2 separate regions of the Mus musculus genome follow, and region 2 is linked to region 1. A link is a loop called in an ENCODE intact Hi-C map of the cell type or tissue named here. Cell type or tissue: left cerebral cortex. All regions are shown on one strand. Each heading gives the region's core, and the rest is flanking DNA. Links, peaks and the distances in the headings are about the cores only.

Region 1 (8,335 bases), core at 141-8,140:
AAAACCAGGAAGAAAAAAATTAGCCTCCTGTGTATATTCATGAGTTTCCAACAGAAAATTCTAGATCTTGACAAAGGTCCTATTCATTCAGAAAGGATTCTGATCCATGAAGCATAGTTTCCTGCCTTTTAATACCTCAGACTTGTTTTTTATTTTAAATTTTAACATCTTATATGTGTGTGTATGTGTGCAGATGTGTGTGTGTGTTCACGTGTGTGCAGGAGGCCAGAGGTCAACCTTGGTAGTTGTTCCTCAGGAGCCAGCTTACTTGTTTTTCGAGATAGGATTCATTGGGACCCCCGTCTTAATGATTCTGCTGCTGGCTGGCCAGTGAGGCCCAGGGGTCCTCCTGTCTCCCCCTAAACTCCCAACTCCGGGGTAACAGGTCTGTACCACCACCACATCGGGCATTAGTAAAGGTATTTATTTCTTTATTTTTATGTGAAGGCTGGGCTCCAACTCAGGTCCTAGTGTTTGCTCAGCTAGCATTGCCAAAGCCTGCCCCACACTCTTGATCAAGACCAAAGGTCCATGCTTTGCTTGGCAGGTTAGAGAGGGGCCATGACCAGTTTGTGTCTCAGCATTCCCACCTGTCTGTCCGTCTGTCTGTCTCCTCATCTGAGTTTCTGATAAGTGTGAGACACTTGGCTTTTTCTTCTCATATGTTTTTTCATTAAGAGGGACCACATTCCTGGCTTCAAGTCTCGCAATGGGTGCAGTTTCAAGCAATACATCTTTAAAATGATGAAGTACACCCAGTGTGTGGATACATTCCAGCAATGACATCTAATGTCTCTTACACATTGCGGATATAGTTATTGCTTGGAAATGGAGCCAAGTATCAATGTGTCACAGTTAATGGATTCAAGAGAGACTTGGTCATTTCCATCTTGATTTCTCTAACTTAGTAGAGCATCACACAGTTCACAGGCACATGGAACTCCAGTTCCAGGGGACCTGACACCATCTCCTGGCCTCTGTGGGAACTGCAGACACATCTGGAACATATGTATACTTGAAGTTCAAACATAACATAAATAATTCTTTTAAAAACATCAAAATTATTTAACATCTTCATAGCGTGTTCTAGATGTTTAATTGTATAAATAAATTAGTTCGAAGCAGAGAAAAAAGGTTTGGGGACACAAGCACTTGGATTTCAGTGGGTTTACTGACTGATGGCATGTTTGGCTAATAGTTTGCTCTTATTTTGGCTTGGTAAATGCTGGTTTGTTAAAGTAATTTACATATGCTATTTGAGGCTTTGATTGCATGGTGGTTTTTTTTAGAGGTGGGTATTTAGAGCTGGTGAGATGACTCAGCAGGTAATGGTGCTTGCTGCCAATCCTGCTGGCCTGACTTTGGTCTCTGGGACCCAAAAGGTAGAAGGCAAGAACCAGTTCCAACAGGTTTTCCTCTGCTCTTGAATGCATGGCATACTCTCGGCCTTTCCCCTGTGTGCATAAACACATGAATACTTGTAACTAAGGTTAAAAGTGGTTTCTTACAGAAAATATCACTTTCTGGTAAGTTATTGTTGATAGTAAAGTAGAAATTGGAAATTGTTCTCAGTTAAAGATGTTAGATTACAATCTCTGAATACTTATGAGTATGCTGTTTCTTTTCAGTATCAACTTGATTTAAATTAAGACTGTTTTTTTTTAATGGGATATTAATGTTGTTATTTTTGGTGGGAGAATATAAGTCTATCCTGGGAATACTTAAAAACTAAATTGGGTGCCTGTACTGGCTGGTTTTATGTGTCAACTTGACACAGGTTGGAGTTATCACAGAGAAAGGAGCCTCCCTTGAGGAAATGCCGCCATGAGATCCAGCTGTAAGGCATTTTTTCTCAATTAGTGATCAAGGACGGAGGGCCCATTGTGGGTGGTGCCATCCCTGGGCTGGTAGTCTTGGGTTCTATAAGAGAGCAGGCTGAGAAAGCAGGAGAAGCAAGCCAGTAAGGAACTTCCTTCCATGGCCTCTGCATCAGCTCCTGCTTCCTGACCTGCTTGAGTTCCAGTCCTGACTTCCTGTGGTGATGAACAGCAGTGAGGAAGTGTAAGCTGAATAAACCCTTCCCTCCCCAACTTGCTTCTTTGTCATGATGTTTTGTGCAGGAATAGGAACTCTGACTAAGACAGGTGCCTGTCACCAGTGTTAGTGAGGACAAATTTGTACTAGCTTATTCTTCTCATGTTAGCTTTTAGCCACATGTTTTTCCCTCCTCCTTTTTAATATTCTGTACTAATCCTTTGTGGGCCTCCTTCTGGTAGAGTGTTAGTGGGGGCATGTATAATGGGTAACATGACTGCAGCCACCACAGGTGTAATTAACTGCTTGTAAAGTACAGCTCTTCAGGACAAATCTCAAAATAGATGAACTATTTCCAGATCTGGGCTTTTAGCCCCCACCCTTAGACTGCTGTTCTTTCTGTGCCTGTGCTGTCTGCTTAGGAATTCTCGAAGGAGGCCTTAAAAAACAACCTTCAATTTTGTGTCTTGTCTCTTCTTTTTAGTCATTCCTTTTCAACATACTGTGAATAAACATTTTTGGAAATGGCCTTCAAGGTTTGAGCCCTAGGTGTCCAGTGATGTACAGTCATCATTTGAAAAATAAAACACACTCTGGCTGTCCCTGTGGTCCAGTTCCCTAACCCAGCATCATTAATGGTCTGCGGATAAGCAACAGGCAGAAAGCATCTCTAGCTACTGTCTGCCTGGTGATTCTCAGATCCGGCCCTCCTTGCCCTTTCCTTCTGTCAGGCCCACTTTCAAAAATGTTTCCTGACATTTCTGCATCTGTTCTTGAATGCCTCAGGAACTATCTGACTTATCCTCTCGTATACTCTAATCCCAAGTGTCTCTTTGCCCTAATCCTATTTAGCCAGAAAACAAATGCATTTAGTTTATTTTCCCTTCGATGAAACCAGTTGTCTGAGAAAGAGAAATCTCTGTTTCATCCATTTCTATTATTTTCCGGCCCATTTTGACTGTGTTACAAAAATAATGAAAGATCACAGAGCAATCTCTCTGCTGATGAGATTTGTTTAATTCCGTGTTTAATAGAAAACCACAGTGTAGTCGAGAACTGTCTTCCAGGACTGCCACTAGGGAGAGATGGGGCTCTCCCAGACAGATGGTGCATCATGTCTCCCCTCTAAGTTGTTGTTCTATTGGAAGAAAGCCTATCTAAAACGATCTCAATGGGAAGCTCATTGTCTCAGGCTTTCCATGGTCATTTACTCCCTACCACTATGCACTACAGACTACAGGACTACCAACCACACCACTGTGTTCTTCCTATGACTGACTCCATGTTTGATCCTACTGAATCTTCCTCTTAAGGCTTAGAGCATTGCATTAGCCAGTTTCCTGTTACTGTAATGAAGTACCCAAGGCAGCACCTGAGGAGAAAAGTGGGGTTTTAATTGGCTCATAATTCTGGAATATCTACTGCACGGTCAAGTGTCCTGCTGTTTTGGGGTTTCCAATAATGTATAACTCATAAGGCAGGATGTACAGCCAAACAAACACTGATATCACCAACCACTCTGCAATAGGGAGGCAATGAAGATCTGGGCTCTCGTGAAACACCTTAGAGGAGTGTCCACTGAGGTAAGGACTTCCTGCCAGCCCTGCACCTAAAGGTTATATGGCTCACCAGAGTGCTACCCTGGGACCCAAACCTTGACACATTGGTTCTTGGAAAACACTGGTCCAAATATATATATCAAGTCTTCATGTTTTGGTGGTTGCATGGACATCAGTAGACAGTTCACTCAACAAATGTTTTATTATGACCATTTAAATTTTACTCTTCATCATCTGGGCTAGCGATTGTCAGTCCATTTATTGTATGGGCATTAGGCAGCAGCTAATGAAGACAGAGGCACCAGCAGTCTGTCCTTTCTACCCCAGCATTGATATTTTAGCTAGTACTTGGTCTCTCAGACTGAGAACTAAGGCTGAACTGACAAGGGACCTGGCAAAGCCTTAAACTAAAAGATGGAACTGTTATTATAGAGCCCTCAATGCAGGGGCAGTTATGACATGGAATTGTTAGTGAACCGAAGCAGAGGACTTTCTAGCCCTTTACGGTCCTGATGTGGGAATCAAAGCCTCTGATCAGAAATGAACTCCAGAGGCAGTGAGAGGACACTGTTGTGTTCCGTTAATGGCTTGGCATTTTCCTCCGTCAACAGAACACTTTCTTATGGTCTAATAATAACTAGACTCTTCACACCTCCTGACTACCTTCCTCCTGAACAGTTTGTAATGGTGGATACACTGACACCAAACAGGTAGCTGGAAAATTCAACTGAGATTTCAGATTCTTATGCATAAAAGATATTGGAAGAAAGAGCTTGTGTAAAGAGAGCCCGCTCCTTGTAACCATGGCTTTGACGCATCCGGAGTGGGTTTCTGAGGCAGCTGCTGCCTTTTTCTAAGGACAACCATCTGCTTCTCATATACTCCCTTGGGCCTCAGGGAACAGGGAGGGAGTGAAAGATAGAACAGGGCTTTGGAACCTGGTGCTCATCTTGCTCAGAGATGTGTCTAATTCAAGACAGGACTTCTCCTTTCTCCCTGACTCTCTCTTCCTCCCTTCTTCATTCTCTCTCTTCCTCCCGGACACTTTTCATTTTTCAAGTCAGTCTTAGAACATAATCCAAGCTAGCCTCAAACTGGGAATCGCCCTGTTCCAGCCTCCGTGCTGTTGGGATTATGCCCATGTTTTACCATCTCTCAAATGAAAGTAGCCACTCTTAGAGCATTCTGTGAATGTCATGTGCCAGGTATGGAGGGGCTTGGGTCTGGGGGCCCCAGCTAGGGGCTGTGATGGTGGGCAGAAACTACAGACACAGAGAGAAACATAAGGTGAAGCTGGGGGTCTCATTCTCTAGTCTCCAGCAGCAAGCAATGTTGAACCTCAGAGTTCCTTACATACCACACAGCAGGGCAGCACAGCAGGAGGGCTTAGCTAGTCTTGGTGGGAGGCCTCTGTAGAAGAGCACACTCAGGCTGTAAACACCTGGGAGCAGGAAGCTGCCTTTGCTGCTCTCTGCACATGCCAATCAATGCTAGTGCACAAACACTTAGACTCCCCAGGAAAGCTTTGCCATCCCTTCTGAGTCAGGGACCCATGGAGATAGTGACTTTGCCCATTTCCCATAGGCTAATTGGTTTTAGAGTCCTCACCTGGCCTTGCTCCTGTCAAAATGCACAGTCACTCAGGTGTCCTCTGGCCCTTATTCATGGACCTCAGTGAGGTTTTGGTGGGTTGGTGAAAGTGTTCATGTTTTACATCAGAATAGAAGGAAAGCAGGCTTCTTAGCACAAAGAGCCTGAGGTGGGCAAGGTGGTGTATGGGGTGGGCTGCAGGGTTCCATGTTAGACAGTCCTCATCTGTTAAAGTGAGCCACTAAGAGGGTCTGCAAGTGGGCCCTCCGCCATGGCGTGGGGTTTTGACTGTACAGCACTGGTACCGTGCAGATGTTTCCCTGTTTGGGTGGAACAACCTTGTGTGGGATGCTGTTCAGAGCAGGCTCGCCTTGCTCACCAGTTCCCTCTCTGGCCTTTCACAGCCATCTCTTCCCTGTTGGAAGCTGTGCTCACACACACACACACACACACACACACACACACAGACACACATACACACTCATGCACTCACACATATTCACACACTAACACTAACACACTTAAACACACTTGCACACACACTCACACAAACACACTCATGCACTCTCACACACACAAACTCACACACATACACACTTACTCATACACTAATACCTACTCACAAACACATTCACACATGCATACACATACCCACACATATTCCCTCATACACTCAAATATACACTCACATACACACCCTCATAAAACCTCACACATTAACACTCATACACATTATACACTCACACACTTATACACGCTCACACACACACACATTCATGCACTCAGACTTATAGTACACTCATACACACATACTTTCTCACACACACACTTACACATATACACTCACACTCAGGCACTCATACTCACACAAATTCACACATGCATTCACACACATACACTCACATAAATATATTCATGCACAGAGACTCACACATACAACTATACACACACATACTCACAAACACTCACACACACTCACACATGACTGTAGGTAGTATTCTAGTCACTTCTAAGCCTGCAGCCCTCTGGCAATGCATCGAATAGACTAAGTTAAAAATGATAGTGAAGTCAGCTTCAAGTAAGGATAAGAATGCAGAGCACGGGAATGGCTGATGCTGCTCTTTGTATAGCACGGTAAGGACTTCCTGGGCAAGTGATGCAGGGAGGGTTGTGTTCAAGAAGCTGAGTACCAGACTCACAGGCTGCATGAGGCATGCCTTTTAAAGTGAAACTATTAAAGTGCATTTCAGACCCACCGTAACTGCTCCTTTTCCTTTGAGCTGTAGGTGGTCTTCTTCTACAAGACCTAGCAGCTTATTTATTTCTTTAAAAAATGTAACTTTGGATACATTTCCTGTTTCATTATATTTTATAATGTTTCCACAATCTGATTCGGTAATGCACCAAGCAAGAAGATAGTGTCCTTAAGACTTCCATAGCTTCTAGCCTTCGTGGTACGAGATGATATTTAGCAGTGTATAAGGAAAAGGGCAACTTAGGAGAAAATGTATTTAAATCACCTTGAATTCTTTTCCTTTCTTTTCTTTTTTCAAGAAAGGGTTTCTCTGTGTAGGGTTGGCTATTCTGAAACTTATTCTGTAGATCAGTCTGGCCTAGAACTCACAGAGATCTGTCTGCCTCTGCCTCCTGAGTGCTGGGATTAAGGGCGTGAGCCACCACTGCCCGGCTTCACCTTGAATTCTTAATTTCATTGTGTTAAAAATTATCCAACTCTAATTGGTTTCTTTTAAAATTTGCTTTTGGTTTAGTCATTTGATGAATGTTGCATTAAGTTTGGTGTCCATTTAAATACTTGTTTTGTGATATGGGGAATGCAAAACTCCCAAACCCTCTGTGTAACTGTATAAAGAGGCTTTTCTCCAGAACTACTTGTCAGTTTTCTTTTGGAAGCAAAAATCACCCCTGGTTGAGAACCCTTGATTTAAAATCAGCATTACCCCCACCTCTTTTGAAAAATAGGACAAATGCATGTTGTGGGACTGGAAACTAGAAGTAGTGATATATATCCAAGACAGCCAACTATTAGATAAAGTAAGAAGCAAAAAACGTGTGTATTTCTGTACAGAATATTTTCAGACAGGATTAGTATAGCCCAGGATGAGTAATGTCTGGGAAAGGTTAGAACATGGTTGACTTTCAGTCTCCTGCAGGAAACAGACCAATCAGCCCACTCCTGTTGACCTTGATGAGTATTTCCTGAGGGTTTTATTAGCTCCAACCAGTGGAAGAGAACGGCAGATGTCCTGGAAGCTTTCTGCACAATCCCTAACTCCTGCTCTGATGCTTAGGCATGGCCAGATATCCCGCCCGGCTTTGTCTGTGCCTGGATCTGCCATGGCATGGTTTGCATTGGTGCTTGTCCTGTTGCTTCAGCTCAGCCTTCTGCTTTCCTTTCTTGCATTCCTCCACTCTAGTCTTTCTTTCCCAGCAACTCTTCATCACGTTAAACATAAACCATCAGGTCTTCTTCTGCCGTAGCTCATTTCTTGGTAAAACTGACACTAGGTGATGTGAAGCCTTTGAAGTCATCCTTCTCTCTCATTACTGCAAACATGTGTCCGTGATATTGCAGGATTACCAATGGGCTGGCCATGGCCAGTGGTTTAGAGCACATTGTTAGGGACAAGCCACCTTTGATACATACATTGAGTTATTTATTTCTAAAATCTGAAAAAGTCAGGATTCCAATGCAGTTGGCTCTGCTATTACTTAGAGCAAGCAGTTGGCTCTGCTATTACTTAGAGCAAGAACTCTTTTTTTTTTTTTTTTTTTGAGACAGGTAGCCCTGACTGTCCTGGAACTCACTCTATAGACCAGGCTGGCCTCAAACTCAGAAATCTGCCTGTCTTTGCCTCCCAAGTGCTGGGATTAAAGGCATGTGCCATCACCGCCCGGCAGAGCAAGAACTCTTAACGATAGGACATGTTGTTGATTTCTTGAAAAATTCAGGTGTGGCATATGTGTGACTCCCATGTTTAGCCAACCTCATCCTTTCCCCCATTTCTGCACAACCATCTATTGCCTCCTCTGTGAGAAAAATCTGCTGTCCAGAAAGCTAGAGTGAAGCATTGTTAGAACCAGCGGAAACATGCTGGCAGAGAGGTCTTATTTTACATAGGAGTGAAGAGCAT
Region 2 (8,335 bases), core at 294-8,293, 76 kb after region 1:
GGGCTAATCGGAGGGCTAATCCCCTTACCAGGGATGCTGTTTCCAGGGAGAAGCTGCTATCTGGTTCTGCACACCTCTAAGAAGAACAGCAGTGGAGCGGGATGAAGGGAAAGGGAAGCCACTGTCAGCCGCGCGCTGCATATGCACAAAGATGCGCAGGTCTCCCTAATTGCTGTTTTTATTTGCAGAGTTTCTATTTTAAGCACACACACTCACATGTGGGTTGACAGGTACCAGCCAGTAATGGCTGTGTCTGTCTGTAGTGCCTGTGAATGCTTGTTTCCATGGTGACGAGAGGCACTGCAGAGACAGGATTATGGTGCTTCTGGGAGCAGGGTGCTGCCACAGGAGGCCTTCTGGGTTCTGGGGTGTGTGTGTTTGCCTCTGTGTGTGTGTGTGTGTGTGTGTGTGTGTGTGTGTGTGTGTGTGTGTGTGTGGTGTGGTGTGTTAGGGTAGCTTGCAGCTGTAAAAACCAAAGGGACAGGGAATGGGGGAGGTAGGAGAGGAAGGCAAAGCTTGAATGTTAGAGAAGTCTAGGGAGGGAGGAGAGCTGGGTCAGGATAATTCTAGAAAATAGAAGAAAAGAACTATGAATAGAAACGAGAAAGGCACACAACAAAACCCCCTCCTCTCTGCCAGATATCCCCCCCTGGGACTCGAAAGGCTTCTGGTGGCAGAACACAGATGACAAAGAAAAAGGATTTGGAAAGCAGAGGTGGTTGGACTTCCTAATTTTCTGGAATTCTAGGGTAATACTGTGCCACCCCCTCGTCCTCCTCAGCGTTGCGGCTGGAGGAGAGACAGAGTGTCTCCCATCCACCTCGAGATGCCGAGGTCTTAGGTCATGTGAGGCTGTTGATTATCCCCCAGGCTCTGTTCAGCTCGGACCCAGGATGAAGACCACCCAGAGCCGGCTCACAACCATGCCGTCTGGTCTGAGGGGATGACTAAACGGTGGCCCAGTTTCGGCTGCCAACGTCTTTCAGAGGCCATGAGAGGACGCCAGCCCGGTTCGGTCTATGCTGTTCTTTGTCAGACTCTTTGATGACTAAAGATGTTTCTGAGCTAAAAGTCAGGCACCTCTCCAAGGGCCATGGACAAAGGGAACCTCCCAAGATGGTTCTGTAGTCACTAGTTACGAACGGTGTTGGCTCCCTGGTTCCGGCCTGGCACTAGTGACACCCAGTCATCGCACATGGAGTTTTCTCACGGAGTAGCTTGTCCTAATGGTGGTGATTGGTGACATTTTATAAACTCAAGGCCCAAGGATGTTGGATAGTAGAGGAGATCGAGTAAGCCAGATGGCTGGAGCCAATGCTGTCGTTTACAGCCCCTAGTTTCCTCTTGAGTGCAAATCCTTCATCTGAACTCTGCTTGTAAAGAACTGTGAAATGCCCAGGAGATGCAGCCTATGTTTGGCTGTTCTTGGTCCATGCAGAGCTCTAGTTTCCGGATATCTGACTCTGTCTTCTGGCATCCATGAGCACTGCAGACATACGGTACACTTAGATCCGTACAGGCAAGCAAGCCTATGAGTAAAATAAAAATAAATATTTACCAATAAAAGATACACAGACACTTTCTTGAGGCAGTGAACTGCATTACACTCTAACAGTGGGTGCACGCCCTACGCTTATGCAGAGCCACAGAATATGCAGTGCTGAAAGAGAACCTGGTGGAAGCCATGGATCACGTGACAGCATGTGGTAATGACGCGTCTGTGTGGATTCTTCATGTGTAGCAAACACACTGCTCTGCTGGAAGTGTCGCTAGGAGGCGAGGCTGTGTATGTGTAGCGAGGTTGGAACTGCAACTTCTGCTCAAGGTTGCTGCAAACGAAAGCTGTCCCAAACAATGAAAGCTTACCAACAAGAAGATAGTAATAAGATAAAAAAAAAATGAAATTTCATCACAGGTTACAAATGAATGAATCGTGAGGATATTATAGGAGGACAAGACCAATACTGTATGATCGGTTATGAGATGCCTGAAGCAGTCAAAGTCACAGAGAGAGAAGGTGGCCTGTGTCTGCTAAGGTCAGAGGAGGGAAAGAATGAGGAGGAAGTTGAAAGCTAGTTTCAGTTTCAAAAGATGAAGAAGTGTTCAAGAGATACAGTGGTGGTAGTTGTATAAATACGTAAGTAATAAAAATATTCATGATGGTAGCTTTTATGTGCTGAGTCTTTTACCACACTATAAAAATAAACGGTTTTTCCAGCAGACCCCAGACTAGGAGATTCTATTATGTCTCTGATGGCAGACTTTACGTTGGAACATTCTTTACTTGAGGTTAAAGAGGGGCCAGTGTGCTGGGATCCAGCAGGCCTGACGCCACTGCTGTGCAGAGAATCCTTCATATTTACTGCGAGAGGGACCCAGCGGCCTGCATGCGGTCCCCTCTGCAGAGACAAAGATCACTTTGAGCACTTACCGCGTGGTAACACACTGAAAAGGCTTGCTACGCTCCAGCTTCCCAGACTTGAATGAGGTAAATGACCAGGGCTGGCCTGCGGCCACCGGGGTTTGTTCCCCATGAATCAACACCACTTGACATGGAGCCGACTCAGCATCTTTTTCAAAGAAAGAAGTATCCTTTTGGGCTGACATTGCAGTGAGTCAGTCCTTTGGCACTGGAGTTGGAAGCAGGGCGAGACAGGGCCTCAGATGAGCAGCACAGATCTGAGGACCATGCCTTATAGATGCTCTTTGCCTCTCAACCTTTCTGTGTGTTTGCTTTCTGTCTGTCCTGACCCTGACCCCCTGAACGGGATGGGCTGGCTGAGGTCTCTGTGTCAGGGCTCTGTCATCCATCACTTTATGGTTGTTAGGGAAGGCATTTGGCATCACTTTGCAGCCATTGGCCCCTGCCTCCGCCATGGTCTGACATTTTGAACACCCATTTGCCAGGCTTCATTGTTAAGCAGAGCCCTGCGAAAGATTGGGGACAGGTTGGCTAATGATTAAACTCTGGAGGGCTCATGTTCCTTGTCTTTAAAACAACACATATGGATTTCACTTAAGAAGAGAGCTTTTCTGAGGACCCGAGAACCAGAGGAGGCATGGGTGGGGCTTCAAAGTCTCTGGACTCTGCACATGGGGAGTTCTTACTCTGGTTAGATTTTAAATTGTCAAGATTTAAGCTTATTTTATAACGCTTTAGAATACCCACATGATTCTGCTAACAAGTGTCATTTCGCAGTATTTCTTTATGAAGTGGAGCTTATAAAAGGTGGTGTGTGTGTGTGTGTGTGTGTGTGTGTGTGTGTGTAGAATTCAGCATAATTGCTGCAAGTCTAGCTTGACTTTTCTGGAGTTCTTCTGCCACTCTGTGGACAATTGTGGTATTACATGTTGTTTCTTCAAGCATCTACATTTTCTATTTTGTTATTAAAGTGGGAAAGCATTCTACTATGTAGCTTTCCCCCTTAGTTATAATCTAATATTAAGGATTAATAATGAAAACCAGCGCATAATAAAATCATCACACATTGTTTTAGCTAGGGTTTCCATTGCTATGAACATTTAATTGGGGCTGGCTTACAGGTTCACAGGTTCAGTCCATTATCATCAAGGTGGGAGCATGGCAGCGTCTAGGCAGGCATGGTGCAGGAGGAGCTGAGACTTCTACATCTTGTTCCGAAGGGAACTAGGAGAGACTCAAACAGCTAGGAGAAGGGACTCAAAGCCCACCCCCACAGTGACACACTTTTTTCCAACAAGGCCACACCTCCTAATAGTGCCACTCACTCCCTGGGACAAGCATATTCAAACCACGACACACATGGGCTTACTTGTTATATGGAAAAGGACAACATAAATCATGGAAATTCACTGACAGGTTCGAAATTGATGCCAATTTATGATAATTGTAGTAACGAGCCATTAAGGCCTCCTTTGAGGGACAAATGGCCATCCTGGTTCCTGTAATCTACACATCTGAACATGGTTTTGTGCTTGGGGTGTCAGTTGACAGCTCCTGATGGAGAACAGGGCCATCCTCTCACCAAGCACGGCTACGGGACTGCCTCTTCCCACCTTGAATCCACTTGTGGGAAAAAATTAAATGTCCTTCTGCCACTGGTACACCTCTGGGGTGATATCTGAAGTTGGATCTCTTCCTTGAGAATGGCAGTGTATTCCTGTACTTATTTATTGTACCCCTAGTCTCTGTGATTCAAGCTGATACCACTGATCCGGAATATTCCAGCCCTAGTCATTCCTTGTCCTCAGTCTCCTTGAACAGTCCTAGTAAGGACACCCAGTGGGGTCAGACCAGTCAGAGCTTATGTTGTCAGAACTGATCAGAGGAGTCTGAGGACAAAAGGCGGTTGAGTCTACCTTGTTTGGGGCAAGCACCAGGTGGTTGGCACGCCTGTCCCTCTTACCACTCCCAGTAAAGAGGCTCAGATATGAAGGCTGTGAACCGATCATGGTGTCGGCTGCTCTCTGAGGAGCGTCACACACACACACACAGGATTTGTGATGTTCATGGCTCTGTGCTTGGTTTCTGAAGGTCTACTGAGGAATGGCTGACACAACTTGAGTGCATGCATATCCAAACTACAGCATGCTATTTTGGCCATTTTATAAGATCTGGTGAGGGCCGTTGAATATTTCCGGTTTATTTCCCTAAATCCGGAGTCCATGAGGCTTAAACCTCCAGGTCACTTCTGAGGCTTTGCCTCTTAGCGCACAGGGTCTCTACTGATGAGCATCTCAGCCCTGCCCACCTGAGTCGCCTGCAAGTGTTACTATTGCTGTGCCCAGCAGTGGCTCGCTTCCAACCTCAGAGCAGTTGAAGGCATGGGAGGGTCTTTCTCATGGTCGATGCACTGTTACTTCAGGAGACGCCAGCGATCTTCTGTGCCTCCAGTCTCCATATTTGTGAGAAGGGCTGAGTGTCTGCTGCTTACCACCCACGCTTCCCATCTCCGATACCACTTCCGATCTAGTGTCTATTAATTCTTCATTTGTACACAGATGAGTAAACTTTGTTGAACACCATCTATCTGTGTCTGGTTCCCTCTCTCTTCCCCTCCTCATACATGAATGCTCACACAGCTGAGCACTTAGTAGGCCATCAGTATCACATGTCAGGTTGGTTGATTTGGCTAATTGAGAACCTACAAGAGGAAAGAATTTGCCAGAAGTGGTTTGGAGACTAGATGAGATGAGGAGAGGGCGGTCAGAAGGAGAATAGGGCCGGGCTGTGGCGAGAGGTGTCATTAGACATGTACCGGTGAGAATCAGTTTGAGGTGTGCCTATGGGAGCCACGGGGACAGCAATGGATGGAAACGCTGTGGAGTGGAAAGAGGTGGATCTCAGAGTCAGGGGTCACTGCTCATAGCAGAGGATTTTAAGTCTGCAGTTGGAAAAGGAGACGCCCCGGGGCAGGTGGGAAGAGCTTAATCAGGCAGAAGTCAGCTTTTCTGTGAAGGACTCTCACTAGTGGGCAGCATGGGAGTTTGCCGCATGCTTCTTATCATTGCGCCAAGTGGACCCCAGAACCAGGAATGAAATTTCCCCAGGGTGCTCTTGGCAGCCTTTGGGTCCCAGGCATTGCCTCCAGTCTGGCTCCTCGGTCAGATACCTTCTCATCCTCCAGGAACTGCCCTGAGCATCAGATGGACACGTTTTCTTTTAATCCTCCTTTCTCCGTTCCATTGAGCACAGCCATCCTTTTGTGCCCTGATGGGAGTCATAAGAAGGGCTCTGGGAATCAGACAGGCAGTCCATTGGTCAACTCTGCTTGGTGGTCTGACCTATGACCTGTGAGGCATTTCAGGCTGAGTTTAGTGTAGTCGTGGGAATCTGCTCTTACTTAGCATGTGTGCTGCCTGACTGCGTGCAGCTTGTCTTTCTTACTCAGAAGCCATGTCCCTTCAATGCTGCTCCTCTGCCCTTAGCTGGTCTCAGGCTGTCCGAGTTCCTCCTCTCCTACTGTCCAATGTGTAGACCATCTCTGTGACTAACATCGAGGACCCTGAACTGGGGCTGTGCCTTCTGCTTCCCCACACCACCAACTCTCCCTCAGCCTGAATTTCAGAAAAGTCAGGGAAAGTCATGAAAATCCCAGCAGTGTGTTAGATTAATACATGTTAGTCAAAATAAAATAAAATTTAGATCTTAAAAATATGTGTGGAATTAACTTTAATTCTTTTGGGCAAAATATTAGAAATCTGATTGTTAGGGATTTTTTTTTTTTTTTTGAGACAGAGTTTCTCTGTATAGCCCTGGCTGTCCTGGAACTCACTTTGTAGACCAGGCTGGCCTCGAACTCAGAAATCCACCTGTCTCTGCCTCCCAAGTGCTAGGATTAAAGGTGTGCACCATCACTGCCCAGTGGTTAGGGAATTCTTATCATTCACAAAAATAGCTTCAAAGCAAGAGAATATACCCTTTTAATCTGCGGGTATGCACCAGCGTGACTGCTGTCTGAGGAAATCTAGGATTGTCCTGGGAAAGTGGAGTGGCCTAGATATCAAACAAAAAAAGCTCAAAAATCATGGTTGTTAAAGGAGAGAGAAAGGTAACTAGAGCCAACACCTCGAGCCTTAGTCAAAACAACATGTTAGAAGGAAACCCGTGTTCCAGGAGTTGGGCGGTTCAACAACAACAAAGGTGCAGAGCCCATGACTGGTCAAGATGATGGCAGACTCCGTGTCCAGTGAGGGCACTTCTGGATAGCTGGTGGAGGGCGTGGCACCTTCATGGTGTACCCTCACGTGCCAAAAAAATGCTTCTGTCTGGAGCTTTCTTCACAAGGGCACCAGCTCATTCATGAGGGGCCTTCTATATAATACCCTCCCCCAAAGCTTTATCTCTTATAAAGTGGGCTGAGGACTCAACTTACGCATGTAGGAGCTTGGGAGTACACATCACACATTAAAGTCATAGAAGATGGCTTGTTTGACACCTGAGTGTGTGTTGGGAGGGGCGTGTGCTGGCCCTACAGTAGGGAGGGCTCCCGAGGAGGAAATGCCTCACCCTGAAGAGCCTGCTGCCTGTATTCCCATGACTGCCATGGCAAAGTGCCACCCACTTGGCTGGAAACAGCAGAGATATATTTGTGTTCAGTCGTGGGTCCCAGAAGCCCAATGCTGGGGTGACGATAAGGGCTCACATCCTCCAGAGCCTTGGAGAGAAGTCTTGCTTCTCTTTTCTAGCTCCTGGTATTGACAAGTGATCGTGAACCGTAGCCACGTCAACATCATGTCAATATTTTTCTTCTGGGAGCAACAAATTAGGTATGGACATGCCTAGAGGGGAGACTTGAACCTGAAGGCAGAATGTAGAAGGGCCTTCATTTTCTTTATTGGCGCTTATGCTTGAACAATTATTCAGAGCATTCAAATATCTGAGCGATCTTTGAATAAAAGTAAATATGACAGAGTCCAGTTTTGCTTTTTATGGGCCCCAGATGGCAAGATGGAAATATTGGCAAGAATGTGTTGAGCTATGAAGGAGAAGAAGGGGAGCGAGAGTGACCATGTGTGGTTAGAGGGATTCAGTGTGGGTTGGTCCCCAGGAGTTTTCAGACCCTTCTTCTCTTGGAAGAGGTGTCCTGGTGTGCGTGCACCCAGTGTCAACTGTCCAGCAAAGCAAAGGTTTCAGTGTAAGGTCTCCAAATTCAAAATATCACATGGTCTTAGATGGACTCTCAGTCCCTCTGAAACTTCACAAGCCAGGCCTCCACCGTCTGAACCTGCTCTGGGCACTGTCTTCCAAGCTCCCGTGAGGAGGCTCACTCAATGGCTTTCCTAGTCCAAAGTTGCAATGACACTGCAATCCTACCCAAACACACGACCTGGCACCCATTTCTCTGTTAGTTAGGATTTCTATCACTGTGCTAAAACACCATGACCAAAAGCAAGTTAGGGAGGGGGAGGATTTATTTCCCCTTATATCATGCAGGGAAGTCAGGGCTGGAAGTCAAGCAGAGGCCATAGAGGATCACTGCTTACTGGCTTGCTACCCCTGTGTCTCTCGGCCTGGTTTCTTATGTACCCCAGAACCACCAGGCTAGGTAGGGGTAGCACTGTCCACATGGGTTGGATTCTCCCACATCAATCACTAATTAACAAAATACCTCCAAGGCTTGCCCACAGGCCAGTCTGGTGGAGGCATCTTCTCAGTTGAGGTTCCCTCTTTCCAAATGACTCTAGCTTATGTCAGTTTGACATAAAACTAGCCAGCACAATGTGGCCTCTTGACTGTTCTCATGGCTGTTAATGAGATTGCTTTGTGTTCGTGATGATGGTGGTGGCCCTCCAGGAGCAGGGTTTTCTGGTGTGCTTGGACAGAACAATGGATAAACTGAAATCCTTAAAGTAA

Evidence for each region. Peaks named below come from ENCODE experiments on the same cell type or tissue, not always from the same donor. Only the 100,000 strongest peaks of a DNase experiment are listed, where the experiment ranks them.
Region 2: it touches region 1 in a loop (3.0-fold over the local background); 4 of 42 quality-filtered maps call a loop at or near these places.

What each region holds. Positions count from the first base shown.
Region 1 is chr3:55,275,678-55,284,012 of GRCm38, forward strand. All of the region lies in intron 3 of Dclk1 (doublecortin-like kinase 1), which reads left to right. Among named protein-coding and RNA genes, the nearest start is that of Gm25132, 25 kb to the right of the region's middle. In left cerebral cortex, for the core only: a CTCF peak has its summit at 971 (motif pointing left); DNase peaks (open chromatin) are centred at 1,285, 2,461 and 4,450; H3K27ac peaks cover 4,985 bases.
Region 2 is chr3:55,351,653-55,359,987 of GRCm38, forward strand. All of the region lies in intron 3 of Dclk1 (doublecortin-like kinase 1), which reads left to right. Among named protein-coding and RNA genes, the nearest start is that of Gm9831, 47 kb to the right of the region's middle. In left cerebral cortex, for the core only: CTCF peaks have their summits at 1,766 and 3,344; DNase peaks (open chromatin) are centred at 1,069, 1,727, 2,522 and 3,310; H3K27ac peaks cover 2,670 bases.